Linked DNA regions of Mus musculus: region 2 is linked to region 1. Evidence: chromatin contacts called from ENCODE Hi-C or POLR2A ChIA-PET data. All regions are on one chromosome and are shown on one strand. The core of a region is the stretch at or near the end of the contact, and the rest is flanking DNA. Distances in the headings are between cores, read along the strand shown.

Region 1 (5,826 bases), core at 3,279-5,778:
CCAGTCCCTTGCAGGCTCATCTAAGCAGTCCAAGCCACAGGAAGCTGTGATGCCCTGTGATGGCCTTGGGCCCATGGCCTTGATGTAGCAACAATAATATCTCAGCATCTCTGAGTCCAAAGTCTATTGTGGGTTTGAGACGCATGGGCCTGGGACTGCCACAGCAGCCTGCCAGAATGCCACTGTGCTCAGAAGACAGGTGGGCACTGATCTCACCCTCAGGACAAGCTAGGGCCTTTAGATTACCTGTACTCCTTCTCTCCCTGACCCCAGCAGCTAGACTCCCTGCAGTGCTGGCCAGTCCCCAAGTCTGCTTTCCTGCCACGCTAAGGACTCATGGTGTCCTACCCAGGGTAGCCTGTACCTCACAACAGCACTAACCCTCATGCTGGGACTGAGCACCCACCACCTCATCAACCAGTGCCCAGCCCTGCAATGCCTGATTCCTGCCCGAGGGTCTCTAGAATGACATCTAAATTGGGCAGCTGACCAGGGATGGTGGGAGTCAGGCTCCATGCAGATGGAGCAGCTCTAGCCTCTGATAGCTCCTTGTTTGGGGTTTGGTGGCTAGGTATCCCACATCAGTCCCTCTCCTCTTTTCTCAAGAAGCCCAGTGCCCCATATTTGTGGCCCAAGAATGGAAGGGCAGGTCCAAAAGGGTCCTTAGAGATGGAGATGGATAGGGAGACAGAGACAGAGATGAGCAGAGAGGGTGCGTCTGGTTGTCTGGGTTGGGTTGGGGAGGCTGGGCTGGATAGAAGCACTCAGCAGCACCGCCCCTTCTGTGCTCTGACAGTGGAGTGTTCTGTGCAGAGCTTCAGTACAGGTGTCTGAAGGAACAACAGGCTGATGGGCTGGACGAATGGGGATGGCTGGTGGGCTCGACAGGGAATAGCGGGAGACAGGCCACAGATGGGGATGAGGGTGTGCTTGACTTTTGGCTTTTCTCTTTGTTTTCAGACAGTCCCACTGTGTGGGCCTGGCTGCTCTGGGACGCTATCTGTACAACAGGCTGGCCTCTGACTCATAGAAATCCACCTGCCTCTGCCTTCTGAGTGCTGAGATTAAAGGTGTGCACCACCATATTACGTTTGTGTTTTATGAAATAAGTTCTCACACAGCCCAGGCTTTCGTGAAACTCACTCTGTTAGTGAGGATAAACTGAACTCCTGTGTCCATTTCCAGTGTTAGGATGAAAGGTGTGTAACCCTTCATTGGGTGATTCTAAGCAGGGTTCCACACCTGAACCACACCTCCAGCCCCCCACCTCAGGGATTCTAGGAAGGCACTCCACCCCTAAGCCACGCCCTCAGCCCCTTACTGGGGGATTCTTGGTAGGGCTTTTACCGTAGACAGTCTTGCAGCATTTCCTAGGTATCATAGGCCTGGCCTCTGACTGATTATAGGGCTTCTCCATAAGAAGACCCTTGTGTGTTTAATGGTCTCTTCCCCTTCCACTTGTTGGTCTGCTAGCCTGCATCCTTCCCTGTGTGTGGGTGTCTATCCTGGCTACTTCTGCCACTCAGTATTACAGTTCCAAGTGTCACCCATGTCGTAGGTGTGTGTCCACCTGGAGGTCTCTGAGCTGTCTTTCCTCTGCTGTCCTTGCAGCTTGGCCGACAGGAATGGGGCACTTAAGTGCACCTTCTCTGCAGCTGGCCACAGCACTGGCCTCCTGCAGGGCCTGGCTGCCCTCCGTGCACAGGGCCAGCTGCTCGATGTGGTCCTCACTGTCAACAGTGAAGCCTTTCATGCGCACAAGGTGGTCTTGGCAGCCTGCAGTGACTACTTTAGGTAAGCCTAGCCCTGGGGACTTGAGTTGACTCCTCTGCCACATTCACTGGGGACCTATGTGGCAGCCACCTCCTTGTTTCAATGACAATGTTTTGCTGCATAGCTTGGATTAGCCACAGATCAGAATGCCCCTGCTCCATCCTCTGGTGTGCCAGCACACCTGGCCTCTGACGCTTTCTACGTTTCTTTTGTTTATCAGCCCTGTTACACACTAAGTAAGTAAACATTCTGCCTCCAAGAATTTCTTTTATTTTATTTATTTATTTATTTATTTATTTATTTATTTATTTATTTATTTATTTATTTATTTATTTATTGAGACAGGGTTTCTGACACTCACTCTGTAGATCAAGCTGGCCTTAAACTCAGAGATCTGCCTTCCTCTGCCTCTCAAGTGCTGGAATTAAAGGCTTTCGCCAGCACTGCCAGGCTCTTGCTTCACTCTCTTACTTCATTTTTGTGTGTGTATGTGATGGTGAGTGGGGTAAAGGCACATGTGAGCCATGGTGCACGTGGAGGTTAGAGGGTGTCTTGTAGGCATTGGGTTTCTCCTCCACTATGTGGGTCCTGGGAACTGAACTCAGGTAGTCAGGCTTGGCAGCAAGGGCCCCCACCCACTGAGCCATCTTGGAGGCTTTCTTACCTCTCCACACTCATTTTTCTCTCTTGAGATAGGCCTCGCACAATCCAGGCTAGCTTCATACTCACAATGTAGCCCAAGATGCCCATGAACTCCTGATCCTCTACTTCCACCTCTCCAGAGCTAGGCAGACAGGCCTGCAGCAGTACACCTGGGGCTTCACACAGGCTCAGGCAAGCTCAGGCAGGCTCTGCCAACCCAGCCTCAGCCTCCCCCTTCCTAAACCTTCATTCAACATCTGCTGTGTGCTAGGCATTAATGCCAACCATGCCCAGCGAGGAGAAAGTGAGCCCTTTGCTGCTGTGGCATCCCCTCCAAGTACCAAAAGCAAACAACTGAGAGACTGGAGAGACACCGGGGGCCATGATGCTCAGGCCCTGCAGGGTCTGTGCGTTGGCTCCTGGAGCCCAGGTGGATCTCTTGTCTCCCCTAGGGCTCCCCTGTATCATGCCCCAGGCACGCACAGACACATGGGTCTGTCTACTTTTCCCTGTCCTGGGACTGAGTCAGAACTAAGGGCCCAGTGGAGCTGTCTCATCAGGGGATGCCCCTGCCAGCCAGCAAGGGTGGAAGCTGGAATGGTTGTCCTTGGAGACTTGTGCTAAGTCTTCTTCCCCAGCTGTGACCGTCCTTCTAAGAGGGTCAAGTCTTCCAGGTCCACTGGTTACCTGGGTGTGGATATCAGGCCAAATGTCCCTCTAGGCCCAGCAGCCCTCCCTGGGGCGCAGCAAGACTGTTACGAGGAGCTGCTGCAGCCAACTGGGGCATCTGTGCTATTTTTACTCTGGATTTGTGAGCGGGTGGGCAGCCCAGCCAGCAATGCCTTTTAAAGGCACCCCCGCTCTGGCAATGTAGCCCATGAGACCTTAAAAGGCAAAACTCCATCCTGTCATCTGGTCTGGCCTCTTTTCTCACTGAAGTGCCCAAGGGCTTGTGGGGACTCTAGGGGACAGGCAGGGGCTGGGGCTAGGAGCTGTTCCTTATGGTCTTAGGGAGGCCCAGGATGCTATCCCACAGAATGATGGCATTAGACGACAGCACCTCCATGACACCCATGGCCTCACTCCTGCTGTGACCTCAGCCTAGGTTGCATCAAGTAGACCACTATGGGGTGGCTGTCACCTTTGATGATGGGTGGTATCCCTTCCCCTCTGGCAAGAAATCCTGCTCACCGTTGTGAGGGCTGCTGTAAAATGTTGGAGAATGTCACCAAGGGACCCCTGCAGACCCTGTGAGCACAACTCAGTTCTCTCCTTCCTGCTGGAAACTGAGATTTGACCCCAAGCCTTTCCAGAACCTTCACGCATGGGTCTGCATCCCCCCACCAGCTGCCATGTGACTCCAGAGGCCCTTAACACAGGCCTCACACAGGCTGAGGACTCGGCTGATGCTGGCCATGCCTGGGCAGGAACACAGTCTCTGTAGCTTCTCCCTGTAGACAGCAGTAATGGGCACAGCCCCTTGTGGGCAGTGACCTCTTGAGACCTTCGCAACAGCTTAGGGGGAATGGGGCAGACCCTTTGATCCTTACTTCACGGGTTCCAGGCTGGGGAAGTTGGTCATGCCTGCAAGCAGTCAGTGAGGAGATCCTAGGTTCTGGTGGTAGTGGGGGAGCACAGGCTGGCCCTGACTTGGAGCTCAAGGTGGTTGTGCATCTACAACTGATACCTCCTTAAGAAACCTACCAGTTAGCCTTCAGGGCTGGGGGCCCCGCGCAGAGCTGCACGGGCTCAGAAAGGCTGGGTGAGGGCAGAACAAGCTTTGACTCTCTACTGGCCCTGTTCTTGGGTGTGTTTCCACCTCCAGGGCCATGTTCACTGGCGGCATGCGTGAGGCCAACCAGGCTGTCATCCAGCTGCAGGGTGTGTCTGCACGTGGCCTGCGTCACATCATCGATTTTGCCTACAGTGCTGAGGTGACACTGGACCTAGACTGTGTGCAGGACGTGCTGGGTGCTGCCGTGTTTCTGCAGATGCTGCCGGTGGTGGAGCTGTGCGAGGACTTCCTGAAAGCTGCCATGAGCGTAGAGACGTGCCTGCACATTGGCCAGATGGCTACCACCTTCAGCCTGACATCACTGCGTGAGTCAGTAGATGCCTTCACATTCCGCCACTTCCTGCAGATAGCAGCAGAAGAGGACTTTCTGCGCCTGCCACTCGAGCGCCTTGTCTTCTTTCTGCAGAGCAACCGGCTGCAGAGCTGCGCCGAGATTGACCTGTTCCGCGCTGCTGTGCGCTGGCTGCAGCATGATCCTGCCCGCCGCGCCCGTGCCAGCCTTGTGCTACGCCACGTGCGCTTCCCGCTCATGCAACCTGCTGAACTGGTGGACAGCGTGCAGACACTCGACGTCATGCTCGACGATGCCCTGTGTCGCCAGTACCTGCTGGAGGCCTTCAGCTACCACGTGCTGCCCTGCCGCCAGCATGACATGCAGTCGCCTCGCACTGCTGTGCGCTCTGATGTAGCGTCCCTGGTGGCCTTCGGGGGCACACCTTATACCGACAGCGACCGAGCTGTCAGCAGCAAGGTGTTCCAGTTACCTGAGCCAGGAGCACGCCACTTCCGCGAGCTCACGGAGATGGAACTGGGCTGTAGCCACGCGGGCGTGGCTGTGCTGGATAACTTCGTGTACGTGGCAGGCGGCCAGCATCTGCAGCACCGCAGTGGCGAAGGCGCTGTGGACGCCTGCTACCGCTATGATCCACAGCGCAATCGCTGGCTGCGGCTGCGAGCACTGCGTGAGAGCCGCGTGCAGTTCCAGCTCACTGCACTGGGAGGGCTGTTGTATGCCACCGGTGGCCGAAATCGCGCGGGCAGCCTGGCGTCTGTGGAGCGCTACTGCCCACGCCGTGACAGCTGGGATTTTGCCTGCCCACTCAAGCGCCGTACCTGGGGCCATGCGGGTGCCGCAGCTGCTGGTCGCCTCTACATCTCAGGTGGTTATGGCGTCTCAGCGGAGGACAAGAAGGCGCTGCAGTGCTATGATCCAGCAGCCGACCGCTGGGAGCCCAGGGCGCCCATGCGTGAGCCCCGCGTGCTGCACGCAATGTTGGGCGCTGCTGGCCGCATCTATGCCCTAGGTGGCCGCATGGACCACGTGGACCGCTGCTTCGATGTGCTGGCTGTGGAGTACTACGTGCCGGATGCCGACCAGTGGACCAGTGTGACACCCATGCGAGCTGGTCAGTCGGAAGCTGGCTGCTGTCTACTAGAGAGGAAGATCTACATCGTGGGTGGCTACAACTGGAGGCTGAACAATGTCACAGGCATCGTTCAGGTGTACAACACTGAGACGGATGAGTGGGAGAGAGACCTGCACTTCCCCGAGTCCTTTGCAGGCATTGCCTGTGCTGCTGTCCTGCTGCCCCGCTCAGGCCATGGGAGGTAGCTTG
Region 2 (6,097 bases), core at 1,799-4,298, 35 kb before region 1:
AAGGCAGGTTTAAATCAGAGAAATTTCCCCAGCCTCAGATTCCCAAATGTGAACCACTAAAGCTTTGCTAGAGCAGCAGGGCCAGTAAAAATCAAAGCCTGCCGGACTCAGAAGGGCAGAGCGGGGACCTGCCCTTCCCTGTGACCGACCATTCCTCCAGGAGCAGCCCTCCCCCTCCTGCCTGTACCTGGCTGCGCTCTGAGCAATGGGGTATTGAGAGTCTGCTTGAGGGCCTATGGGTGCTCCAGCCTTTCTCCCGGGGACAGCCTAGACAGTAGGGACACCAGACCTCAATTTTATAGTGTTTTGCAACTTAAGTACTAGATATGGATGTGGGGAGGTCCCAGTCTGGATTTGGGTGCTCTGGGGCCAACCAAGTCTGTGGTCCTTGTTCCTCTGCATCCTCAAAAGACTGTTGCTGAGTCCCAGGATAGCCAGTCGTATGGGGGAAGCACCGCACCCCTCCTCTCATCGCTCCTCCCTTGACAGCAGGCAGCGGCGCCACCCTGCCTTGCCGGGCTGGACTCCGTTTGGGGGTGGGGGTCAGCAGGGTCGTGACGAAGGCGGCCAGGGACAAAGGGCGCTTGTCTGCGGCCTGCCCTGACCGGGTGGCTGCTTCCCGGACGCCGGGAGTCCGCTGATTCACGCGGACAGCGCCCCCCGCCCCCGCCGCGCCGCCCCGGGGGGTAGGAAGTGGAGGGGGGGGGGAACGCGGGGCGGCGGCGAGTCAACTTTCCCTCTTAAGCCCCGAAGGAATGTCGGCGGATTTCCTGAAATCCGACCCCGGCCGCCCGCCGGCCGCCCGCCCCTCACCTGGGCCAGCTCCCCCGGGAACGCCAGGAGGGGCGTCGGGGCTCACCTGGGGGGCCGGGGTCAAGTCCTCTTCCGCTTACCCCCAGCGGCCTCGGGGAGCGGAAAAGGAGGGGGTGCTGGAAGCCAACAAACTTACTTTCAGCCCTGGGTCGCTCTGACTCAAACCCTCATGCCTCAGTTTCTCTCTCTGCAAAGAGTCATGGGAAGTTCTTTTTTACACTGGACGATGACCCCCCACACACACACACACACGGTGTCACGTGGCCCAAGCTAGCCTCGATTTTTCGGCCATCCTCCTGTCTCGGTCTTTCTTGTTGAGACTGTCAGGCCCGCCTTGTCATCAGCCCCCATCCTCCCTAGCTTGGCAGCCTCTGTTAGCCCTCTTCTGTATCATGTCACCTAAGCCCATCCCCTGTGCCATTCCGGGTTCCAATGACCTAATTTGGAAGGGGGACAGCCCTACCCTATAGGGTTTTTGTCAGAGAAAAAAGTCATGGCAAGAAAATCTTTGTTGAAAGGAGTGTTTGTTTGAAATTGAATGAAGGACCGTAATTGCAGAAGGGTTAAGTGCCCGGGACTCTGCAAATGACAAGTGTGAACTTGAATTCCGGCTCTGCCCAGGCGTCCGGGTGCCAGGTTTCCCACCTGTAAATTGGGGAAACAGGCTTTGCGTTTGGTTTCTTGAGACAGGGTCTCGCTCACTATAGAGGGCCAGACTTAGAACTCACGTCCTAACCCAGATTGACCTGGACCTCGCACCGATTCTTCTGCCTCAGCCTTTCCGCGTGTTGGGATGATGGGCATATGCCAAGGCGTCCGACTTGAGGAAACGGTTGGGGTCCCAGCGCACAGGGACCGTGCCCAGGGTGCGCTGGTGGAAGAGAGGCCCAGCCCGGGAGGGGCGGGGGAGGGGCCGCGCCGGGATCCAGATGTTCAGGTCCGCCAGGCACAGCCGCGCCTGATTAAGCCACGTGGGGGCCGGCCCCGGCCGCTGAGATGAAAGCAAACGGCCGGCGGGGACCCGGGCGCGCCAGCCCCTCCTCCCGACCGGAACCTGCGGCTCCCTGTGACCCGACGACCCTGCGAGCGGCCTCCTCGTCTACTGGGGCGGAGCGACTGGACGCGCAGGCCGCAAGGCACCTGTGCCAAGCAGGCCACTGGGGCTCAGAGCCCGCGCCCTGGCGCCCGGACGGAGGAAACCGTGGAGACCTCCGAATCCAGGACGGAAGCCACTGTGTCCCTATTTGCTTCAAGTTTTCCCACCAGATGGGAAAAGTGAGCGGCTCAGAGGCCTTGTTAGAGTGCTGGGGGCCTCCGAGTCCCAGGGAGACAATGGGTTCCCTCAGGTCTGTTTTTCCGCACTGAAATGGAGGGAGACCACCTTAAGTTTTGCTCCCTGAAGTTCCTCGAGGACTTCCTGGAGGAGGCAGCTGCCCCTAGAGTACCTCCCCCTAGAGTCTTAGTGTCCCGGAAGCAGGCCAACTGTGGCTGGTGGTCGGCTAGTTTCCGCGCCCTCAGATGCTTCAAATCCACCCCGGCTCCAGCTCTATGGTCCTGCTCGCTCCTTCTGGCCTCCCTTCTCCTCCACTCCCTCTCTCTCCACTCCCAAGTCTTTGTCCGCCTCCTCCTGGTCCTCAAACACCTCTTGTTTCCCCTCCTCCCTAACTGTCTTCCTTCCTTCTTACCATTTTTTACCCCTCCCCTCCCCCACTTTCCGTTTTCTTCCTCTTCTCATTCTACCTCCCCCTCCATCCTCCCAGGCCTTCAACCTCCTCATCCTCTTGGTCTCTCTCTCTCTCTCTCTCTCTCTCTCTCTCTCTCTCTCTCTCTCTCTCTCTCTCTCTCTCTTTCTCTCTCTCTCTCTCTCTCTCTCTCTCTCTCTCTCTCTCTCTCTCTCTCTCTCTCTCTCTCTCTCTCTCTTCTTTCATTGCCCTGTCCATACTCCTCTTCCCTTTTTAAAAAATTCCTTGACTAAGGATCTTAGATGCTCCCTGCCCCGTTGCTCTTGGCCTTCATCCCTGAGTGGCCTGAGATAGGCCTGTCACCGTATCTAGCCAGGTCCTCTTTGTCATTCCCGGCACGCAGATCCAAGTCCGGTCAAAGAGCCGGACCATGAGTATCAAGAATATGTCCCCGACCGGAGTAGAGATTCACCTGCCCGCCCCGCTCGCCGCAGCACACCCCCCCCCCCTTCCCAGGCTGCCTCGCTCAGTGACGTCAACACCCGGTCCCGCATCCCAGGGCCCGCGCTGCGCATCTTCAGCCATGGCTGCGGTAGCATTGCCGCTGCTGCTGTTGTTGGCGTCACTGGTCACCCCAACCCCAGCGCGTGACCCCTTCGCTCCGCAGCTCGGGGACACTCAGAGGTGCCAGCAGCGGTGTCGCCAGCACCACCCTGGCTCGCCTCCTGCGCAGGTAACAGATGGACTCTCAGGAACCCAGTGACTGGAAAAGGAGAGGGACCTGAGTGTAGGACCCTCAGATGGAAGAGGGGATGCGAGTACCTGGTATGCTAGTGCAGATTGGGGTCCTGGGAAGGGGCCTGGATGGGGGAACCTCGGATGAGAAAAGAGCTGACGTGGGGTTCCTCAGGTTGGCAGAGGGATGCGGGATTCTGAGAGTCCCTAAAGAGATGTGGGAGCCAGAGAGTCCTCTAGAAATAGTGGGGCGACAGGATGGAGGATCTTCAGGAGTGGGAGGAACTGAGGTGCCTGCAATGAGGGTGTCTTGAAGGGGGAGGGGTCTCTCAGAACTGCCCTTCCTTCTAGGAAGGGATCAATTGGCACCTGGGGTGAACACTGTAAGTGGGGACATGCCAAAGGGAGGCTGAGACCTGCACCTGAGAGGTCCTGGAGCACACCCCACCCACAGTCCAAGGCTACTTGGTGCTGTCCCTCCTTCCCCCATGGGCTCTCTTCTCTTCCCACGTTCCTCACTGCCTTCTTGGAGACAGTTCTGCTCCAGGCTGTTCCCAAGTGCAAGCTCTGCCTCTCTCTGAGAAGCCCTCTGCCAGCCTCCATCCTGGAGAGGCCACTGTGCAGGCCACTATCCAGCCTGCTTAGAAAGCTGCTTGCTGTTTCTCAGAAGGCACCCCTCCCCCCATGATGATCCTGGCTTTCTGAAACCTGACTTCAGTCTCGTGGATTCTTAGGGGGACCCCAGCCTTCTTCCCCGAGTACCTTTGCCTGAGTCTCTTATCTCCCTTCCCAGCCTGAGCCAGAGGGTCCCTCAGAGTCCCCGAATAACAAGGCTATCCTGATCAGTGCTTGTGAGCGTGGCTGTCGGCTTTTCTCCATCTGCCGCTTTGTGGCCAAGAGCTCTAGGCCCAATGCCACAGAGACAGAATGTGAAGCAGGTGAGTCCTCCAGGGCTGGGTGCACTTTGGGGGTGCCTGCAGCAGAGGTATCCTGGGAAGCAGCTCCCAGTGACTCCATCCTGTGGCCCACAGCCTGCACAGAAGCTTACGTGAAGGCAGCGGAGCAACGGGCCTGCAGTGAGGGGTGCTGGGGCCAGATCCCTGAACCTGAGACCCAGCTGGAGCAGAAGGTGAACCCCCTAACCTATAAATCCCCATCTCAAAACCAAGCACTCAAAGAAAGACTGTGTGGCTTCTTCCCCTTAAGTGAACACAGCTGACATATGGCAGGGCAGGGGTCCCTGTTGGATACTGAAACTCAGGTTTTCTTACACTAGTTGTCTAAATCAGCACAGCCCAGTTTTCCAGCACCAGTTTGTCTTGGGCTTCCTCTTCCTAGGACTTGGCTTTGGACCCGCCCAGGGGGCGCCTCTCCCTTCGGTACCTGTTTTCCATGCTCTGTAGCGACCTGATGAGTTCTGCCCAGGGCTTTCTATCCTCCTCCTGGACATATTCCCTTCAGACAGACAACCGGAAAGTGGTGGTGTTCCAGGTGAGAGAACAATGGCACAGTGAACCGGAGTGGCATCCCGTGGTTGCCTCATGGTATATGAAGTCCTCATGAGAGAACTTCAGGCAACATTACATCCAGGAACACTGTTCTTGCTATCCATGTAGGTCCCGGTGACTGAACTCAGTTCATGCGGCCTGGCAGCCATTACCTTAGTTCACTGAGCCATATTACCTGCCCTCTGTTTGGGGCTTTACCTGAAAAGGGTTTACTCTGATTGGCACTGGCTGGTTGGGTCACATGACCATGTAGGTCAATCCTGTAATTCTGTGTCGTTGGCTTGGGCATCTTCCTGTTTCTAGGGATCATCAGAGGTGTTAAGGCTAATGGATACAGCCCATGGGATGGTGTTCTCCCGCTTGACTCCTGGGAGAACTGGGGGCCACCTGGACAAGGAACTCTAGCCCTCTTGCATCTGAGATGAGTCTGCCAGGGCTCAGAGGGTACCTCTGTAACATTTTGTTCCCTGCTCAGACTCAGCCTGTAGCAGAGAACTTTGCATTCCAAGGGAGCCATCTGCAGCGAGTGGAGGTGACCTGGAGGAGGTCCCACCCCAAGGCCCTAGAACTGCACATGGGTAAGATTGCAATAGATCCATGATCAGTGTCGTGGAATCCATAGTCTCCCAGGGTCCAGTGGTCCCAGGATTCATGGTCCACCTCCACATTCTGTGGGTCATATTCCAAGATCCCTTGCACCTCTATTCCAGCCCTACACATCCTCCTGCCCGAGTCCTGGCATCTATTTCCCACTCCTTACCAGGCTGTCCTTCTAGCTGAGACTGGGACTGAGATGCCCCCCACCTTTCAGACCCTGTAGGCCCCTTGGACAAAGTGAGGAAGGCTAAGCCCCGAGTGAAGACCAGCAAAGCCAAGGTAGAGTCTGAGGACCAACAAGAGAGTGACTTCCTCAGTTGCATGTCCCGGTAGGTGCCAGTGGTCTAGGCTGGGCTGGGCGCAGATATGGGAGGCTCAGGTAGCTGAGCGATGCCTGTCCTTGGTACAGGCGCTCCGGGCTGCCTCGATGGGTCCTATTCTGCTGTCTCTTCCTGTCCATCCTGATCATGCTCTGGCTGAGTTGCTGCACTCTGGTCACCACACCAGGCCAGCACCTCAAGTTCCAGGTGAGTAACAGTCATGATGGCTAGGGCTGCATGCTGGGGGGGGGGGGTCCTGCTTGCCTTGGGAAGCCAGACAAGGCTCTTTTGCCCCAATCTATACAGCCTCTAACTGCAGAACAGCACAAGGGCCTCTTGGTGGAGTCTGACTGGCCCTTATACCCACCCCTGCCGCCGCCTGCCTATGAGGACAGCACACCTCCTTACAAGTTGAAGCTTGATTTGACCACGCTGTAATCTC

The links. A loop is a pair of places that touch in the nucleus more often than their neighbours do. ChIA-PET counts read pairs that join two places held with the same protein, here RNA polymerase II (POLR2A).
Region 2: a loop to region 1 is called in a map of left cerebral cortex, with 1.9 times the contacts of the local background. The contact joins the promoter of Tmem59l here to the enhancer-like site in region 1. A Hi-C loop is called at or near these places in 5 of 37 maps with a recorded cell type or tissue (T-helper 17 cell, gastrocnemius, heart and 1 more). POLR2A ChIA-PET finds 5 or more read pairs at or near these places in 3 of 5 experiments (Patski and embryonic stem cell).

Annotation. Positions count from the first base shown.
Region 1 is chr8:70,451,434-70,457,259 of GRCm38, reverse strand. It overlaps Klhl26 (kelch-like 26), which reads left to right. Exons shown (of 3, transcript NM_178771.3): 2 at 1,612-1,794; 3 at 4,241-5,826. The coding sequence ends at 5,822. Among named protein-coding and RNA genes, the nearest start is that of Crtc1, 15 kb to the right of the region's middle. Within about 2 kb of position 4,528, at least 1 of the 3 ENCODE cell types and tissues checked has a DNase peak (open chromatin) inside an H3K27ac peak, as active enhancers do; it is heart, where a contact is called at or near this core.
Region 2 is chr8:70,484,299-70,490,395 of GRCm38, reverse strand. It overlaps Tmem59l (transmembrane protein 59-like), which reads left to right and starts at 3,048. Exons shown (of 8, transcript NM_182991.3): 1 at 3,048-3,228; 2 at 4,024-4,168; 3 at 4,262-4,359; 4 at 4,569-4,721; 5 at 5,214-5,316; 6 at 5,550-5,664; 7 at 5,745-5,862; 8 at 5,962-6,097. The coding sequence starts at 3,079. The coding sequence ends at 6,093. It overlaps 1700020G03Rik (a long non-coding RNA gene), which reads right to left and starts at 2,589. Exons shown (of 2, transcript XR_870493.2): 1 at 1,542-2,589; 2 at 1-1,458.